Linked DNA regions of Homo sapiens: region 1 is linked to region 2. A link is a loop called in an ENCODE intact Hi-C map of the cell type or tissue named here. Cell type or tissue: PC-3. All regions are shown on one strand. Each heading gives the region's core, and the rest is flanking DNA. Links, peaks and the distances in the headings are about the cores only. Region 1 overlaps PCLO (piccolo presynaptic cytomatrix protein). Region 2 holds the start of PCLO (piccolo presynaptic cytomatrix protein).

The links. A loop is a pair of places that touch in the nucleus more often than their neighbours do. Peaks named below come from ENCODE experiments on the same cell type or tissue, not always from the same donor. Only the 100,000 strongest peaks of a DNase experiment are listed, where the experiment ranks them.
Region 1: it touches region 2 in a loop (2.5-fold over the local background); 1 of 110 quality-filtered maps calls a loop at or near these places.

Annotation. Positions count from the first base shown.
Region 1 is chr7:82,942,983-82,948,373 of GRCh38, reverse strand. All of the region lies in intron 6 of PCLO (piccolo presynaptic cytomatrix protein), which reads left to right. Among named protein-coding and RNA genes, the nearest start is that of PCLO, 220 kb to the left of the region's middle. In PC-3, for the core only: no CTCF peak of the experiment used is centred there; a DNase peak (open chromatin) is centred at 2,693; H3K4me3 peaks cover 1,236 bases; H3K27ac peaks cover 1,432 bases.
Region 2 is chr7:83,159,729-83,165,119 of GRCh38, reverse strand. PCLO (piccolo presynaptic cytomatrix protein) reads left to right here and starts at 2,236. Exons shown (of 25, transcript NM_033026.6): 1 at 2,236-2,775. The coding sequence starts at 2,528. RefSeq lists an enhancer at 2,314-2,383 and a silencer at 2,504-2,593. In PC-3, for the core only: no CTCF peak of the experiment used is centred there; a DNase peak (open chromatin) is centred at 2,139; H3K4me3 peaks cover 3,000 bases; H3K27ac peaks cover 1,351 bases.

The DNA.
Region 1 (5,391 bases), core at 278-5,277, 220 kb after region 2:
ATGGTCATAATAGTAAATTATAAATTTATTTATGTTTTCTAGTTTTCTAGTAGAATTGCGTTATTACGTTTTTTTTTTTCTCAAAGTAGTATAAGCTAAAACTAAAACTGTCTTCATGTCAAGGAGGGAGGTAATAGCTGTAGAATCAGGAAACCTCTGTTGTATTGAGATTTCATCCAGTATACAGAGAATTATTTTATGCATAGTGTTGTTTCCAGAATTTAATCTATTAATATAGTTGAAAAGTGATTTTTAAGTTAGTTATATAATGTGTAGGTATATATTTTTATAGGTTTGGCCTAGAAATTCACTTAAAGAGTTATGTGAACAACTTTGAAATATGATTTTTGGCAGTATTTTCAAAGTAATAGTGAAGACTTCTGTTATTAGAAAGAACAGGCTTTCCAGGTGGAATATTGACTATTTACATAATATGTATCCCTGTACCCTTAATTCAAATGAGCTCAGCTAAAAAAGAGTCTCAAGTTATCAATATTTTTTTCCTCACAAAGTATTCACTTTGGATTTGGAAATGTATCCACTTGGAAATTGATACAATGGGTTGTAAAGGTTGTATTACTGATTGTGTCAGAAATATTGATAAGCTAATCATAAAGGAAGTTGAGTAGAATTACCAAATAATACCCAGAATCTGAAAAACCCTAGGTGTTTTGAGCCTCAAAGCACAATTCATTGGTTCTTTTTTCCAGTTGGTCAAGTTAAATGCATTCTTTAATATGGAATAGTTGTATACAGATTCAAAGGTATTGTCTTATTACATGCACAGGTAGATCATTTTATACACAGGCAGTGTTGTTAACACTCTAGAGACTATGAGTCTAAGATGTGAATTTTATAATTTCTAGGCAAATGTCTAGACATACTTTGAGTCTATTTTAAAGTAAATAAATTAATTTCTTAATTATGAGTGTGAATTACTAAGTATTAACTATACTAAAAAAATAATTTTCTTAGGGATATTCATAGTGATGTGAATTTAAGAAGGCTAGCTCAGTAGTTTACAGGTTGTTAATTTTCACAGACCAGTAAGATTTAAAAAACTTACACCACTCAGTAGGCACTGAAACAACACAGTGACACACATAATACACTGTAAAAGATAAGTTTTATACTCTGTCAGATTCTGAATCAATCTGTTCTCCTGAAAGTGTCAGGAGAGGTTGCAAAGAAGAGGTCTGAGTCATGAAGATTGAGACCTCTGCTGGACCATGGAGAGAAAAATGGAGGTCATTGTAACTAGAGGGAATAAATGGACAAAGTTTCAGATTGATGAACAGACATAAAGCAAAGAGGGGGAGAAAAGGGTTTACTGTAAATACAATCAGAAAGGCAAGTGAGGGCCAGATCACTGGAGATCTAATCTGCTGCCTTACAAAGTTTGGATTTACTTCCTGTGGCTATGAGGATCATAGACCAGAGCCACCATCATCTTTTATTTACAATGTGCACAGCCCTTAGGCTCCTTCTACACTTGCCCTTACTGCCATCAGTTCTCTAAACAGCTCCTAAGTGATTTTCTAAAATGTACATCAGATTATGTTACTTGCAGCACAGTTTAAACTCTATTAGGATCTCATCAAATTCAAAATATATTAGAAATTTCTTAACAAGGCTATATGTGATGTGATCTCTGCTTGTTTCATGACCTCATTGATCACTCTCCAGACTTTCTCCCCTCCTCACTCTGCTCCGACCACAGGCCATGCTGTTCTTTGGATGGGCCAACCTTGCCCCCACCCAGGGCACGAGTCTGTGCCTCTATCTCCCCAGATATACGTATGCTGACTCCTACATACAGATTTCTGCTCAAATTTTACCTCCACAGAGAGACTTTTCTTAATTTGTTCTCTAAAGAAGTCTGCTTATTACTATAAATCTCTATTTCTGCCTCTAAATTTGTATATATTACTTATTAAATACATTATATTGTGTATTTAATTGAATATTATCTTTCTTCTCCAGTAGAATATAAGCTCTACAAGAGCAGGAATTTTGCTTCTCTTGCCACTATAGTCCTAAATGCCTGACTAGTGCCTGGCATGAAGTAGGTGCTCAACATTGATTGAATAAATTTATTAAAGGGAAGATTATAATCATAGAAGGAATGGGAAAAGATTTATATTGAAAAGACTCTGGCTGCTTATCTTTTCATTGCTGTACTTGGACAATGAAATCTTAGCAAGTCTTGTTGATAATCTAAGTTAATATGTCCCTTATTTAAAGTATCACTTTCACTTTGTTTATTTTTATATAGGCATCTGAAACACTGAATACAGGTTGAATGGTGTTTAGCTACTAGCAAGCCCTTACAGATAAGACAAGTCCCCGAGTAGTCTAGTGATTTTATGATGGCTCCTTACTAAACCCGTGCCCTGACTCTATATTTCATAGTTCTTATCCTTTTATTAGTTTCTGCTGAGACATATTAAACATTTCCTAATTATTTATTCTTAATTCAGTGTCATGCTTGATTTTTTTAAATCTTGGCATTTCCTCTTCTGTCCTTAAAATTCCAGTTTAAATCTCCATCAATTAGGTTTATACGTTTTTAAAATTCAATTCTTGCTTGTTTTCACTCATTACCTTATTCATTACTCTTTTCCAGACGTGGTGATAAACTGTAAAGGTACAGGATGAATCAGAGAGGCAGGTTTCATGCTTGACTTCCTACCACTAGGATCATTTTGTTGTTATTGCTCATGCATTGTATCAGTTTGCTAGCGCTCTCATAACAGTACCACAAACTGGGTGGCTTCAACAACAGAAATGTATTCCTTCTGTATGTGTCTACCTCTGTTCCCAAATTTCCCTTTTATAAGGATACTACCATATTGATTTAGGCCTACTCTAATGACCTCATTTTAACTTGATTACCTCTGTAAAGACCCTATGTTCAAATAGGTTCACATTTTGAGATATCAAGGGTTAAGACTCCAATATATCATTTTTTTGGAGGAGACAAAATTCGACCCATAAAATATATCCAAGCACTATATTGTACTTTTTGTTTGCTCACAGCCAAATATGGAATGATATTTTATTTGTTTTGGGTATTTTTCAAGACCCTGTCAGTCTGATATCAAATTTTATTTGTTGACATTTACGTAACCGGACAGTTTTATCTTGCAGCCTACTTACTCTTACAAATTTAATTGTTTAGCTCTGAGTAAAAATGGAAAAACATTACCGCCTGTTTCCTTAAATCTTTCACTTTACTCCACAGAAAAAAAAAATCCCAAGAGACACAAACACAGTCAGAATTTATTTCTTCTGGGTTTAAGCTTGCTCCCTAGGTATGACTTAGTAATACTGTATTTTCATCATGATTTAGCAAAAGCACAGGAAGAAGTGTACATTTTAATGAAAGGTGGCATGTGGACAGTGATTTTTATTAATTTATCAGTAGAACTCTTCTTCATTTGGAATATTTTATGTAAGAGAGAGTTAAAAATGGGTAGAATCAGAATGATCAAAGGTTTATTTGTAAAGATTAAGTGAATAAGGTTTATTACCTTCCCATCACCAAGTCTGACAATTGTGGATATCCAGCAATGTGGATTCTCTTTTTCTCAGATGGACATTTGGCAAATATCTGTGTTTCTTCAGTAAAAAGTCACCAACTATCATTAAAGAGCTTTACTTTATGGGTTGGTAGAAATAATTCTCAAAAGTTCCGGTAACTGTATCTTTCATATTCTTTGGAGTATGTAATGTTGCTTCTCTGGAAATTGCCGACTCCTATACCTGGTAGCCATTTTTGAATTTATTTTTTTGAGTCATGAGGTCTTCTTGACTGACCTGTCTTAAATTAGTACTCTATCTCTATGGCCTTCTTTATTTTCCTCCATTTTGCCTATCATCATCTAAGATACTATATCTGTTTTTGTTGTTGTTATTTTATTTATTGTCTTTCCTCCCTCACCAAAATTTATGGGTTTTTGTTTAATATCTTTACTGCTGTATACCCAGTGTCCAGAAAGATACCTGACTCATAATAGGTGCTCTATAATAATAATTTAACTTGATTAATTAATGAGCCAAAGGACCTCTTTATCCATCAAATAATTTTCAATTTTGCAGGATTCATAAATCCCTCACTCCCACATGAAACAAAAAATAAAAACAAAGCAAAAGCTAACAAAACCGTATTCATCCTCCCACTATTCATTTTGTGTAATTCAATGTTACTTTTTTTTTTTTTTTTTTTTTTTTTTTATGGATTCTTGTTCCGTTGCCCAGGCTGGAGTGTAATGACACGATCTCACTTCACCTGCAACTCCTGGGTTCAAGTGATTCTCCTGCCTCAGCCTCCCGAGTAGCTGGGATTACAGGTGCTTGCCACCCCGCCCAGCTAATTTTTTGTGCTTTTTAGTAGAGATGTTGGCCAGGCTGGTCACGGACTCCTGACCTCAGGTGATCCACCCGCCTCGGCCTCCCAGAGTGCTGGCATTACAGACGTGAGCCACCGCACCCAGCCCAGTGTTACAATTTTTACTTCTGTTTCCTCTGTGCTTTTCTTCCATTTCGTACATGGACCACACTACACTTTCTCCATTTATTTCCATCTAGTATTTTTGTGTATCTATGGATTATCTCTAGTACCATGTTTATGACAATTCCATAAACCAGAGCTCCAAAATGCCTTCCTTACACCCTTTCTCTTTCTTCTGCACAATGAGACTGATTTACATCCTACCCCAGATGATCAATAACTTCAATCAGGAAGGTTAGTGTAGCATGCTCTCTACAGAGTCGGGGAGAAAAGTGACATTATCTATTGCATAGCAATGTAAATTCCAAGAATTTGTTTAGAGCTAGTAGGTACCTAATTTATTTCAAGATTTATGTATCTTAAAGTATAAGAGTTTTCTTAGTGATTTTTCTATCAAAAAAATTAGTTTGTATATTTAAGAAATATCACATTTTGGCAATGATAGTACACACTACTTTTTGTGCTAAAAAAAAATTAGCTACAATTAAAATGTTATCACCTCTCTGTGGCCTTAAAAGTACATAGGCTATTAATTGTTGAAGCTATTTCATCCCCTTAGACTTGTTCAACAATTTTAGAAAGTTTTTAGTAATAGGCAAACTTCTTATTAAAATCTTTTTGTTCTAGTGTTTAAGCCAGGATCCTATTGCAAAGCAGATGGCATTCATGAGCTGATTTTTACAAGAATATGCTTTGCTCCACTGATTGCTGTTTTGATAGCTATTTTTAAAATTTTTGGAATCCTTTAATGTCTATTTCTGAAAGTAATTTCCATAACCTAAATTGAGAAATTGTATTTCTGTCAATTCTTCCAGAGTATAATGATTTAAGAAATAATGGCTCTGGTGGCCAAATGTGATTTGAATAATAATAATATT
Region 2 (5,391 bases), core at 85-5,084:
GAAGACTCAGTAATTTCCCAGGCTAGCCTGGTAACCATATACCACATTCTGATAACATATTTCTAGTTTACAAGTGCATTCACAGCTTTTTCTAATTTAGTTGTCACAACAAACCTGAGAGGTAGTAATGTTAGTAGTATTATTTTCTCTGTTCTTACAGTTGAGGAACCTCAACATCTGAAAAGTCAGTGACTTACCAATCCAAATAGCTGTAAGAATGCAGAGCTAGGATTTAAAACCAGACATCGTCAACAGAAAAAACCTGAAGTATAAGACATGCACACATGTACCCTTTCTCCAAAAAGCGGGTTCTAAATTCTAAACTCCATTTATAAAATGGTTGAATAAATAATGCTGATCATCTAAGTTATAACTTCATGACTTATTAATATTTTTCAATTTACAAATATTGTAAAGTGACAAAACTAATTTTATTACTTAATATTTTATACATTGTATGTCTATAGGAACACATTCTAAATACGAGTTTTTCTTTTATTTAAATTACAGATACACTTTGGACTAAGTATAAAGGAAAAAATTGATGGTTCAGATATTAAGAATTCAAAATTAAATTTATCAAACTTTTCACTAAAATACTTCTCGTGATTTTTCTCTCAAAATTGAGAAGCCAGTTTATAATCAGTTGTAACCTTACTTGAATTTCTTCCACTCTAACTGTAAATCCCACTTTAAAGTAGAGCTAACAAAAATGGCTGAGAGCAGCAATTCAGAAGTAACTCGGCCTTAACAAAAAATGAAGCGTCGGACCTTAAGCCACTGCAGGTTCTTGCTCCACTCAATGAACACAATCCTCTCTCACCTTCTGTTAGGAAGGAATATTAATTAAAGACCTTCATATGCACCTATATAAAAATTATAAGCCATATTGTCTATAGTTATACAATCGTATATATTCATACATACACAAAAATGCATGGACTTTTAAACATACGAAGGATGAGAATAGCTTGAGTTTTATTACTCATTACATCACACACAAAAGCAGTTACGGGTATTAATATACACTATGTCATTTTTTTTCGGCATTTGTTACAAAAGATGTTAGCATTTGGTTCCCTCATAAGAGACTGCATTATTTTTGTCATTTAAAAAAAAATCAGTTGTAATTATTCGTGCTTTTATACTGTAAAACTACAAATTCACTTTGGAAGGTAGAAGATCGAACTATGTAATGATTATTGCAAAAACCTGGACTTACTTTCTGAGCAACTTATTCATTTCTGTTTGATTTATTTATTCAGTCTCTATTACCTAACCTCAACAGTTGAGACATTAAGTTCACATTCTGAGGAAACGTAGGTAACAACATTGAGGCTGCAGATTCAGTGCTGAACAGTCCCGTCTAAGAAATGTAACAGCAAGAAAAGTGTAGGAGTGATAGTCGAAAGTGGGTCTCAAAAACTGGTTATTATGATAACGTGCTGCTAACCAATTGTGTGACTGTAACTTAACAGTCACACATTAAATGAACTTCGTGGGGTTCTTCTGTCCACATTTGTTAAAAAAGGGGCGGGGGAATAAAATCATGTTTTCAAACTTTCATACTAAAACATTTTAATATTTTTACAATCTCGATATTACTGCAGAACCCCACGTCCACAACTTCCCATAATCCTTTATTATTGTGTAGTCCCTCCCTTTAGGGAACTAGTTATAAGCACTCAAAACCTTAGCTGCTTACTAATATTGTATCATTTTAAATAATCTAATTAACAATTTAATTGTTCTGTGAAAGTTCTAAATGAAAAGGGCCATTCTTAGCTCCCTTGGGAAATGTGCCTCAAAGGTATCAGGGTCTCTCTTGCTAATCTTCAGTTACTTGAACCCTTTCCTAGAATGTTTTAAAACCTTCTTTTAAAGAAAATAAATGAAACTACAAATCCCAGGAGCCAAAGCTGAAAACAGACATTTCCTCTCCTGCCCCTCCCGCCCCCTTTAAATCTAGGTGTCTAGTAAGCTAAAACTCCAGTGAGGCATCCTGAAATATGCCTGAAAGAAACGTCGCCTGTTTCTTCCCTGTTTTTAGCCGGGCGTTCACTGGGCTCCTTTAAATCGGTGCTGAGAGCGAGGAAGGATCCGGAGCGACGCAGGATGGGGTGGGCGTGGGCCGCGGGCATCACCTGTTCCGAGAGGCGCCTGCGCACTGAGAGGGCGCGGGCGAGGAGGCGGTGCGCGGTGGGAGGGGCGGACGGCGCCCGGCTGGCACCGCTCAGATCTGCTTCTCCCCGGCTCGGGGCGCCGAGGCGGCGTCCGGGAGGTGTCTTCTGCAAAGGTTGCCTGGCGCTGTCCAACATGGAGGAGGCACCGGCAGCGGGCGTTACCTGCGAGCGGGACTAACCCCTGCCTGGCGTTCCGGGCGGCAGTGCCTGGTCCAGAGTCCAGGGACTCGGCTGCCTGCACGCCCCGAGGCGGACCCCGGCTCTGACTGCTCCCCTGGCCGCGGGCTTCTCGACTGGGACGCGGCGCGAGGAGGGAGCGCGGCGGCCCCGAGTCTCCCTGAGCCATGGGCAACGAGGCGAGCTTGGAAGGGGAAGGGCTCCCCGAAGGGCTGGCGGCGGCCGCAGCGGCTGGAGGAGGAGCTAGCGGGGCGGGGAGCCCCTCTCACACCGCGATCCCGGCCGGCATGGAGGCGGATTTGAGCCAGCTGAGCGAAGAGGAGAGGAGACAGATCGCCGCTGTCATGTCAAGGGCGCAGGGGCTGCCCAAGGGAAGCGTCCCCCCGGCCGCTGCGGAGTCGCCTTCCATGCACAGGCATGCACAGCATGATGTATATGTCCGGGCATATATGTACAGCTTCCCGTGCACATATGTGCCAGCCTGTATGTGCCAGCACGGCGGTACATATATGTCGCCTCCGTTCATTTTATTCTCCCCAGTGGGGTGGCCATAGAGAGATCCTAAGCCTTGTGATGGGCGGAATAAAAATGATGCATTGTAGAGTTTCTGGTGGGATAGTCAAGGGTTACATTCTTGGAACTGTGATTTTAGGTTGTGATTTTTGGCCTTTTGTAGCCCTTCCCCTCTAGGATGGCGTGGAGAGACGCCCTCCAGTGTTTTACTAATCTGGAAGTCTTCCATTAATACAACACGGACGTGTTAGGAAATGGATAGAGCTGGGTGTTTACCTGTCTCTGTTTAAACCTCTTGGCCATTGCGGGTCTTTTTCTCTGTGAATGATGTCTAAATATTTCTGTAACTTTAATCCCCTTGTAGGTGATTTGTCCTCTCTTGCCACCCCACCCCCAGAGGAGAGCAGAAGCTGTTTAGGTAGAAGGAATAGAATGAATATACCTTTTATATTCATTGAGGAACCCTAAAATATGTGTGGCATTAAACAGATGGTTTGGTCACAGCAGAGCAGGTGCTGTACATATATTTCTAAATTAGCATATGCTATTTTTAAGCCACTGCTCTGTTTTATGCAAAAGTGGCCTTCAGTTTAGGGAAGAACATGTGAATTTTATTACCTTAGAAAATAATTTTCAATACATACTTTTAAAAACAAAGCAAATAAATGGCAACTTGCATAGGCAAGTATAAGAGCTAATCAGTAATATGAATGTTTTCATTTCCGCCTGTAACTCTCCATTTTCCTTCATCCCAATAGATTAGTTGTTTTCTAATTAGAGTACTGAGAGGGGTATAATCATTGTGCCTGCCTTGCCTTTCTTACTGTAAACAAACCCTTTAACTTTGCACCCTCTAGTAGAGAACAGTTTTCTGTCCGTGGTTCTGAAACAATTCCTCTTTTATGACAACTGAAGGCAAACCTACAATTTTTCATTTGAGATACTGTAAGCACGAAAGACCTGGATATATAGGTGTAGATCCTTATCCTCCACTTTATAAAATAAAAAAAAAATTAACTTAGTCACTATCACGTAAGCATAATTTTGCCAAATAATTATAGGAGAAATGTAAAATGTTTTATGGATAGTGACAATATTTTCACATAAAATCTTAAATGCTTAAAATCTACCAGGTAAAAAGTCTGTTTATCTTGAAACTACTAGTACTAGTGAAAACTAGCCCCTTTATGTTAAATATGTTTTTCTGTGTTTTTAAACTAGTAATCCATGGGGCTATTTGGAAAAAGTCTTTCTTGTTCTCTTATCCAGTTTATGATATGTACTGTTTTCCTCTACTTGATGAAAACTTGACAAGAAAAAAAATTTAGTGTTCATTCAGTAGACTTTCACAGGATAATAACAAGGTATGATACTTTTATTAGCCTTTTAGAACTGTATGCCAGATCTTTTATATTTTTTCCTAAGAGGCACAAGCAACAGGTCTATCATGCTGGTTACCAATACCAGTTACAGTGAGATCTTTGATTTCTAGATTTCTAACTTTTCTTCTGTTTAGAAGGTGGCTGAGAAACATTATTTCCACCTATAAAACTGTTGCTTCATGCACTATTTGCATCAGATAGTATACTTTTAAAGCTCTCTATTGATAATTTTATTATGATGGAAATCTTATCAATAGTTAGTGTATGGCCCAAACAGTATTGGTGAAAACTTCATCCAAATACTAAAAAATAAATAATAATTTTCTGACCTTTGCAACTTACTCTTACATTTTACTGAAAGATTTCTATAAAAGGTACATAACTTTTTAAAAGTTATTTTCCCTATATATGGTTACCAAAGAAACATTTGGTTTTTCACTTAGACTTTTAAAGTTATAGAGTTATGTAAATTTAATTAATATAGGACGGCATACACAAATTATTTGAAGTTTTAAGCATTTAAGTGGTGTGAATTGAACATAGAATTTTAAAAATAAAGATTGACAGCATGGGTTTTTATCCTATTGATTTTGACCAACTCATAGCAAATTACAAATACTTCTCAATCAATGTGTCTCATGTTCCTTGCCTTTAAATAAGGCTACTAATACCTATCTCACCTGTCTTAGTCCATTGAGGATCAATTAAAAGTTGAGATGAATGTTTTTGTTTGAGTTGTAATTTACACAAACCCTACAAATGTAAAGAGTGGCAATATCGGTATCAGCAATGGGTGACACTGTCACCGATGGCTACAGACAAATTGTTGAATTGTACATTGTTTTTGGGTTATTTTGATGTGTCAGTTTTCTTTTACATGTGGAAAAATCAGTTCAATGGGGTGTAAACCACCTCCTCTGCCCACAAACCAGGAGTGAGGATACCAGATTTCTGTGACTAACTAGTTTTATGACCTTGAATTAGTCACTTTGCTTCTCTTAGTCCCTATATCCTGGGACTTAGAGCATAAATGCATAGATATTCATTTATTTATATAATATATAAAAATTAACAGATAGTCCCAAAGTTGCTTATATTTCTAATATTATAAAATTTTATGTGACTCAGCACTGTCA